2 separate regions of the Mus musculus genome follow, and region 1 is linked to region 2. Evidence: chromatin contacts called from ENCODE POLR2A ChIA-PET data. All regions are on one chromosome and are shown on one strand. The core of a region is the stretch at or near the end of the contact, and the rest is flanking DNA. Distances in the headings are between cores, read along the strand shown.

Evidence for each region. ChIA-PET counts read pairs that join two places held with the same protein, here RNA polymerase II (POLR2A).
Region 1: POLR2A ChIA-PET joins it to region 2 with 10 read pairs in Patski. The contact joins two enhancer-like sites. POLR2A ChIA-PET finds 5 or more read pairs at or near these places in 4 of 5 experiments (Patski and embryonic stem cell).

The regions. Positions count from the first base shown.
Region 1 is chr3:89,447,412-89,451,656 of GRCm38, reverse strand. It overlaps Pbxip1 (pre B cell leukemia transcription factor interacting protein 1), which reads right to left. Exons shown (of 11, transcript NM_146131.2): 10 at 3,392-4,245; 11 at 705-2,984. The coding sequence ends at 2,891. Among named protein-coding and RNA genes, the nearest start is that of Pmvk, 9.6 kb to the left of the region's middle. Within about 2 kb of position 2,901, at least 1 of the 3 ENCODE cell types and tissues checked has a DNase peak (open chromatin) inside an H3K27ac peak, as active enhancers do.
Region 2 is chr3:89,374,836-89,379,177 of GRCm38, reverse strand. It overlaps Dcst2 (DC-STAMP domain containing 2), which reads right to left. Exons shown (of 15, transcript NM_001370853.1): 15 at 1,535-1,748. The coding sequence ends at 1,727. Zbtb7b (zinc finger and BTB domain containing 7B) reads left to right here. Exons shown (of 3, transcript NM_009565.5): 3 at 1-1,534. Among named protein-coding and RNA genes, the nearest start is that of Dcst2, 12 kb to the right of the region's middle. Within about 2 kb of position 1,262, at least 1 of the 3 ENCODE cell types and tissues checked has a DNase peak (open chromatin) inside an H3K27ac peak, as active enhancers do.

The sequences.
Region 1 (4,245 bases), core at 1,652-4,151, 71 kb before region 2:
CTGGCAGTAAAACCTTTGCCTGCCACACAGGGCGTCCTGGGTCTGACGCTAAAGAGAAGGGGAGGGAAAAAGAAACAGGACAGGAGAGAGGTATGGGTGAGAGAAGGGAGGCAGGAGAATAAGAGAAGGGGTGGAGGAGGAGGAGGAGATATCGATATCTGAGAGGAAGAGAGGTAAGGCCTGACTACCCTCCACTCCAGCGACACCCTCACAAAGCTCCCAGGGACACTCTGAGGGCAGCAGCCCCCAGAGAAAGGATGGAAAGTCACCGCAAACACCACGAGCTTCAACTAGACGAGTCCCAGCACAGACCCTAAAGAGCCAGCAGGGCCCAGCGCAGCAACAAGCATCTCTGCTCCTAGAATCACTTTGCCCTGCGGTGCTGTCCTCCAGCCCTCAAGCAACCACAGGGCACTGCCTCCAGCCCTTCTCACACTCCATCCCACGCACTGGCCCCACCGTCAGAGGAGCGCCTGTGGTCACTCTTCAGTGTCACTATAGGTTGTGCGAGTGAGAGAGAGAGGGACCTCAAGGCCATGGTGGGTATGAGGCCCTTCCCCCATGGGGCCCCAATGTACCTGGTTCCCTGGCCCTCCCCAGCATGCCCCTTGGGTTAATGGCTCTCCTGTCCTTCCTAGCTTGGTAGTTGCAGATGCAGTTCCACTGATAAAGCCCTGAGGGTGTGAGAAGAGAAGAACCAGGCTAGAGGAACTCTGAGACTCCAAAATTTATTATCCAACATGAGCTCTTGACATGGAAACCAGAGGCCAGAGAGCCCTGTACCAACACCATCTAGGAAACCAAGGCAGGCCTGTGAATCCCCATCTCCAGACCCAGCACCCCAACATGCCAGCCTACCTGCCTCCGGCCTTGAGCTTTCACCCAGCCACCAAGGTCACCACATCTGTATAAACAGATCGATCTCTGAGGACCCTTGAGTGAGCAGCAAAAGCAGGGTTAAACCTGCCTTCCTTCTGAGGGACACTGGTCCAGAGAGACAGGGAATATAATTGTCTTTCTAAACCAGACGGCTCCTTCCTGGAGCCCCCAGCCTACAACACTGACCTGTGTAAGGTAATGTGCCTTAAGTCTAACCAGAGCTCCTGCTGCTGCAGATTCCATGCATATTAAAGGGTCTACAGGCCTAGGGCCTCACTACCTGGTTCTCATACACAATAGACTTTTATTTTCAAGAAATGTGGTGATGGGTGATCTTTTTTTGTTTTTGCGTGTATGTTTGTGTACCGTGTGTGTGTGTGCCTGGTGCCTACAGGGCCAGAAGAGAACATCAGATCCCTGGAGACTGAAGTTGCAGACATTTGTGAGCTACCATGTGGGTGCTGGGAATCAAACCTGGGGCTTCTGGAAGAGCAGCCTGTGCCCTCAGCGGCTGAGCCATCCCTCCAGCACCACACAGCAGACTGTTTAAACATTTGTGGAATGAGCCACCCTTTCTACCTGTCTTGTCTAGCACGGAAATTAAACAAGCCACTGCACTTAAAAGCCTTTTAACAGTGACATAAAAGCATTGCTAAATAATTCAAAATCGATTCCAGCACTTTCTAGAGCCTACAGTCCTGTTTTGTTTCCCTGGCTATCCTGGAACTCACTTTGTAGATCAGGCTGGCCTCAAACTCAGAAATCAGCCTGCCTCTGCCTCCCAAGGGCTGGGATTAAAGGCGTGCATCACCATTGCCCAGTAAGCTTACAGTCCTTAATCCCCTCCTTAATTGACCTGACCTGTGTGGTCACTGCCCCCTAGAGTCCCTGGGAGAGTTCCAGAGCTAGAAGCCCAGTGTGCTACCAATGGCGTAGAGGTTTGAACTGAGGGGGCGGGGCGTTCCTGAAGAATAACCAGGGGGATTCTGGGAATTCTTGAGAGCTAGTCAATGGGTAGGGTGTCTGGGGTGTGGGGTGGTGACCAGGGGCAGGAGGGAGAAGTCTAGAGAAATGTGAAGCCAGAGCGCCACCTAGTGGCTCCCTCACCTCTGCAGACCCAGGTTAGCGTGTTCCCTGTCCTCCACAGCACGCTCCAAAAAAGGGATCGATTCTTGTGTGGCAGAAACAGAATGTCTGCTTCCTTGCTTCACTGACTCCATTCCCTTCAGCTCTCTTTCTGAGGATAAGAACACCACACCACACTGCGGAGAATGACCTGGCTTGAGGCCACCCCACCTGGACTGTGAGACAATTGGTGGCTGGACTCAAGGCTAGGCTCCTTGGGGAAGGTGGGCGCACATGGGGAATGGATGGGAAGGCCGAGTGCAGTGCCTAGATTGTGCCTAAACACCAGCGTGGTGACTGCAAGGTGTTCCTTGCATTTAGGGACCACCTCAAGTGACAGAGCCCCGCCATGGTGGGACAGCTCAGGTGGGGAGGTGAAAGCCGCAAGAGGCATGGTGAGGACTCCTCAGGCTTAGGGATAGCTGTCTCCACAGCTAGCTAAACCCCAAGGCAAGTCTGGAGCTAAGTCTCTAACCAGCAGCTCTAGCACAGGGTGATAGGCTCTGCTGTGGACCCAGGATAGCCACAAAAAAATGACAGCTCTCTGACTTCAGAATAAGAGTCCTCCCCAGCAGGCTCCCAGCAGGCCCCTACATGTCACTTAGTACCCAGGGCCTTTATCTTTGCATATGTCTGCTTAGACAGTTCAGCAGCGCCAACTATGGCCTTTTTTTTTTTCTTCTTCTTCTTTTTTTTTTTTTTTTTTAGCAAAAGTGGTACCAGTGCAGGGCCAAGTGCGTTGCTCTCTTCTGTGAAGGTCATTCAAGGGCACCAACGAGCCAGGAGGGGCCCGCTGGACAGTGGGAGCATAGCTGCTAGGGTCACATAACTCCAGGCATCTTGAGCTGGGTGCATGCCAAGGCCGGCTGTTGCAGCAGGACAGGGCTCAGCCTTGGTGGTAGTGGTGCGGATGGCGGCTGTGCTCTTCCCTGGGCCCCACAACTCTGGGGTTCCAGGAGTGCTTCTCCTTCTTTCGTGACCTATGGGGGAGACAGGGAAGGAAGCAGGAAATGGCCTTTAGGAAACAATGCCACATACTGAGATAAGACCCTAAGGAGAAGGAGCCCTGTTCTTCTGGTGGAGGCCAGCTCAGGTGACTGCCACCAAGCAAGGGAGGAACCTGGGCTCCAGGATGAATCCATTGGGGGAGACAAGGGGCCCTCTATGTACAGGCAAGGTGGGGAGGGGGTCCTGGCTCAAAGGGGGACCCCTCAGGACCACTGCAGCCCCTCATGGGAAGATAGGATGTGTACCCAGAAGCCTTCTTTTTGTAAGGCCAGGGGATCAGAAATGAAGAGAGAGACTCAAGCTACAGACCTCTTCATTCAGGGCCCAACGCCTTCAAATCCCTCGGCTACTCTCTCCCACGCCCATCCCCAATTCCCACCTCTTCTTCAGGGCCTTGTCCCCAAAGAAGTGGCCGAAGACAAAGTCCTCAAAGTCATCCACTTCATCATCGTCGCCTGTCTGTTTCAGTGCCACCTCCTCCAGGCTGTCCTCCAAGGCATCCACAAAATCTCTGAAGCGAAGCCGGTCATGCCTGAAGATGCCATCTTCTCCAAAGTAAGCAGGTGAGAGGGGCAGCTGTTTGGTCAGCTGCCCGGCCCAGGGCAGCCGAGACAAGTATTCTCTCAGCACAGAGGCCAGCTCCTGCTGCCGCACAGGGGCCAGCTCCACACCAAAGAGGGCCAGGCCCTCCTGCCGGGCACAGTCGGCCACACCTGAACAGCCCTGAGGGGGTCGGTACTTGCGCCTCAGCAGCTCCTCCCAGGAGGACAGGGCGTCAGGGCTGTTGTCTTTCCCCCAAGAATGCTTCTGCCTTTCTACAGAATGGGAGTTCCCATCTTTCCTAGGGTGTACCTTGGGGTCCTGTCGCTTGCTGTCCTTTCTGCTCCCAGATTCGTCCGCCCGCAGTCTGTCCTCCCTCCAGCGCCCAGTGTGCTCCCGGCCCTCATCCCTCCAGCTCCTTTGCCTCTCCTGGCCAGACTCCTCCTTCCTCGGCTTCCAGTGCTCAGCCTTCTGATCCCTCTGCCCACCGCGCCACTTCTCCTTCCCACCCCACTCCCTGGGACTCTGGGTGTGAGGCTTCTTCTGGTGCCAGGCCTCCGAGTCATTGGGGGACCTGCCAGTGTTGATACCCTGATTCTCGAGGTCCTGCAGTGTCTGGGCCAACATGTGACCGAGTTCAGCCAGGCCAGGGTGAGCTGGGGCTCCCCGGCCAGCATCCCGCAAGCCCCTCTG
Region 2 (4,342 bases), core at 13-2,512:
CCCAGCCACTACTGGGGAATTGAAGCAATAATCTATCTCTGATTTGTGGGGTCCCACTTCGGCTATGCGGGTTTCTAGGAGGCTGGGGCTTAGGACCAAATCCTTGCTCTACTCCCATGCCCCCTGGGTTTTGGCTGTGAAGGGGTGGACTGCCCCTCCCTTCCGAGACCCCTCCTTCCTGGTTTCTGTTCCTTTTTCCTGGCCGTAAATTATGCAAAGGGGGGTGGCAAAGGAAGGGTAAGAGGGGGGAAACAAGGTAGAGGCTTGAAAGACTGGGGTGGCGGCGGTGGGGACTGGGCCTGTAAGGACGGAGCCATCCCAGTCCCCCTCCACCCAGTTCCAACGCTGAGTCATGGGGTCCTGGAGAAGAGGAGGGCAGGGTGGCCTGATTGGCTCGCCCGCCCCTGGGGGTAGCAGAAGGTCTCCGCCCAGCTAAGGGAGCTCTCCACCTCTTCCCTCCCGCGTCCCGGGGCAGGGAATGTCTTGTTCCTGGCGCTCCCTCCCTGGGGCCAGAGGGCAGGGCGGGCCGGGCGTCTTACCCTCTTCTCCTCCCTACCTCCCCGCCCAGGTGCAAGCGGGAGCCGCCTCTGCTGCTTGCTGCCCCTGACTCACGCCGCCCCCGGGCTGGCGGGCGCTGGGTGTGGGATGGGGTGAGGGGTTGAGGTAGCCTTGTAGGGAGCGGACAAGCTAGCGCCATCTGGTGGCCATGCCCTGTAAGGGCGAGCGCTACCCCCCAACCCCACCCCCCAGCGACCACTTTTCATGAGCTAGGGTCACACCCAGCCATCTAGGCCTGTGAACGGGTGCCCCCTTGCCAACATGGTGGCTAGGCAAGGCAACTCACTTGCCCCTGGGAAAAGTGAGCTGCGGAGCAGACCCAGAGGTAAGGGAACCTTTCCTCAGACCTTGCCTGGCACTCTTAGGACTGAGTCCACCCCCGTTCTGTACATAGCCTCTTCTGATGGTCTTGTTGAAATCCAATTTCACATTTTTAACTATCAGTTTTCCTGGGGTGGGGAAGAGTCTTCACCCCACCCCTTCCTCGCTGGGTGCTGGACCCCCATTGCGGCCTGGGCTCTGCCTTGCACTATTTACCCCTTTGGCCTAGTGGCCCTTCCCCCTCCTGGAAAGGGGCAGGTTCAGGGGCCCGGTGCTCTCCTCTCCCCATGCACCTCCATGCCCATTTGCACAGCTGCCCAGGTACCCCCAACAGTGGGGAAGGGCCACACAGGGAGGGGTGGCGGGACCAGTCCCTGTATCTATTTAAAAAGTGATGATGTAATATATTAGGAGGGAGGTCAGGTACCCTGGGCCTCATCTTAGCATTTCAGGTGATAGGGGAGCCCAGGGCTGGAGAAACCTGGGGCTTAGTCCCAGAGAGTGGAGACAGTGGCCTCCACTCTCTCTCCTTGTGGCTTCCCCACTCAGTGCCTTAGTGGGGGAACGCATTCCCCTCCCCCATTCCCTTCATCTACCCCTGCCCCTGCCTCGGGTGTAAGTGACAGGAAGAAATAATAATAATTTAAGATTCATATTTGTGTCCACTTTTGGTTCCTTTATTGGGGGAGGGGGGCGGCAGTGGGAGGGGTCGGGAGGGTCTGAGGCTGGGGAGGGGTCTTGTTTGGGGACAGGGATTTCCGAAGTGGTGCCTGGGGTTCTGGGAGAAAGGGGAGGCCCACAAAGCCAGATGAGCTTCTGGGAGATGCTGTGGACGCTTCCTCTGAAGTCACTGCTTTCTGTCCTGGTTCCTGGGAGGAGAGGAAGGACCAGTAAACTCAAAGTCACTGGTGGGTAACCTCTGCCACCGTCCCAGCTCGGGCCCTAACTGCCGCCCTTCTGGCATCCATCCCAGTTCTTCCTTTCCTCTCTTCTTTGTTTTTATAACTCTGTCTCTGTTTTGTTGAGACGGGGTTTCTCTGTGTAGCCCTGTCCCTGTAGACCAGACTGGTCTCAAACTCACAGATCCGCCTGCCTCTGCCTCCCAAGTGCTGGGATTAAAGGCGTGCACTACCACCTAGTGCTCTGAGGACCTGGCAACTGGAATACCTCTCTCCAACCCAGCCAGGGTATCAGCAAATTGCCCCGACTGCTCAAAGGCGATTGTCTCTGTTCCCGAAATTACTCATCCGTTCTTCTCTCCTACCGACCCAGAAAAAGACTTCAACTCTCAAACTCGTGGCTACCATATTTACAAGAGGAAAACAATGGGATCAGCCTTCCAAAAGCTGAGAGAGGACAGTCACTATACATTTCAAACCAACCTGGCCTACAATATTGAGGCCCTGTCACCAAAGGCAAAAAAAAAAAAAAAAACCTCCTCTGACTAAGAACAAAGGCTTCACTATCACCTGCCCCTTAACTCTACCTGGAAGTCCCTCAGCCTCCCAGGGCCAGTTTCTTTGCACTCTTCCTCACAGCAGACATTTCATTCTCTACCACCCACTCTGAAAACTATGTCACTCCCAGACACCTCTCGGGTCTCAGCAGGTGTCCTTGCCTCCTACTCCCTAGAGAAATTGAGGCTGGAGCAGTCTGCAGTCTGTTTAGAAGGGTCTCCACTCTTCAGTCTCAGAGCAGCCCCTCTGGCTACCTCATGCACCATTGCCTGGCCCAGCTCTTCCTCTGGTACCTTAGTCCAGGGCTGGAGGTTGAGCTTGTGCTCTCACAAGCACTCTGCTACTACACTGCATTCATAGACTTCAATGCTCTTTTCCATCTCCTAAATGTACTGGGATGCAGAAACACCTGTTGGTGCCGTGTACCTTGTATGTGAAGCCAATTCTTTATCATCAGGCTTCCTTTTTTTAGAGCCAAGCATGGTAGCACATCATAACTTTCATTCTATGGAGACTGAGGTAGAAGGGTTACAAGTTCAAGGCCAGCATGGACCACATAGTATGAATAGGGAGGCTGTGCGGTGGTGGCACACACCTTTAATCCCAGCACTTGGGAGGCAGAGGCAGAAGGATTTCTGAGTTCGAGGCCAGCCTGGTCTACAGAGTGAGTTCCAGGACAGCCAGGGCTATACAGAGAAACCCTGTCTCAAAAAACAAACAAAACAAAACAAAAAGAATAGGGAGCCAAAAGCAGGCAGATCTCTATGAATTCAAGGCCATCCTGGTATATATAACTATGTTGGGCCAGCCAGAGGCTATATAGTAAAACCCTGCCTCAATAAATAAAGTAATTAAGCCCTCTTTTTAATTGCAAATGTTATATTAAAGGAATCCTAAATCATCTTCCTCTTTAGAAGCCACATTCTCTATTTCTGAGTCTTTGTCAGGTGCTTTGTGATCTAGTTTTAGCCATCCTGAAACCATGAAAAATGTTCCCACAAGCCATACATACCAGTTGTCTGGTCCCCCGGCTCTGGATGGATTGTTGGTCCCAGCTTGCTCATGGTTTGCCTTTCATGGGCTAAGCTCTCCTGCTCTCTTGAGCCTCTTGCCTCAGGTTCTGCCCCTGTCCCCCTCTTTCCGCCTCCTTAGCCTATTCCAGTAGCTCCCAGTAATAGATTCAATTTCCCATTTCTCCTTACTTTAAGGCTTTTAATTGTATGTGGATGTCTATGTCAGTATCTGCCACACGTGTGGGTGCTTGTTCAGAAGTCACACAAGATCCCGCCTGCAGCTCATGAGTCCCTCACCCCTTAACATGAGCGCTAGGACGGATTCTTCGGAAGAATAGCAAGATTAGCCATGATGCCATCTCTGTCCTTGAATATTCATTATCTTTATGAATGCTTTGCTTGTTTATATGTGTGAGTTCTGTATGCATGTCCAGTGGCCACAAAGTCCAGAGGAAGGTGTTGGATCCCCTGGAATTAGAGATACTAGTTAGCTGCAATGTGGGCGCTGGGAACTGAGCCTGAAAGTAGCCCAAGTGGTTTTGTTTTGTTTGTTTTTTTTGAGACAGGGTTTCTCTGTGTATATCTGGCTGTCCTGGAACTCAACTCTGTAGACCAGGCTGGCCTGGATATCTATCCACCTGCCTCTTACCCCTAAATCAAATGCTGGGATTAAAGGCGTGTGCCACCACTGTCTGGCTATCAAGTGCTCTTACCTCACAGCTGCCTCTTTAGCCTCTTTCCTTCCTTTTATCTTTTCTGGTCTTGCCAAAATGATCTGGTTTGCATGGAACTCACTAAGTAGCCTCAGACTTCTCTGATTGTTAAGCCAGGATCTCACTATGTAGACCTTACTGATCAGGAACTCACTGTATAGACTAAACTGGCTCTCCCCTCCCCCCCCCCAACAGACACACACTTAACTTTGAAGACCACCAGCTTGAGCAGGGTGTGAAACACCCAGCTAATCCCAGCCTTAGGGAAGGAGTTTTGAGC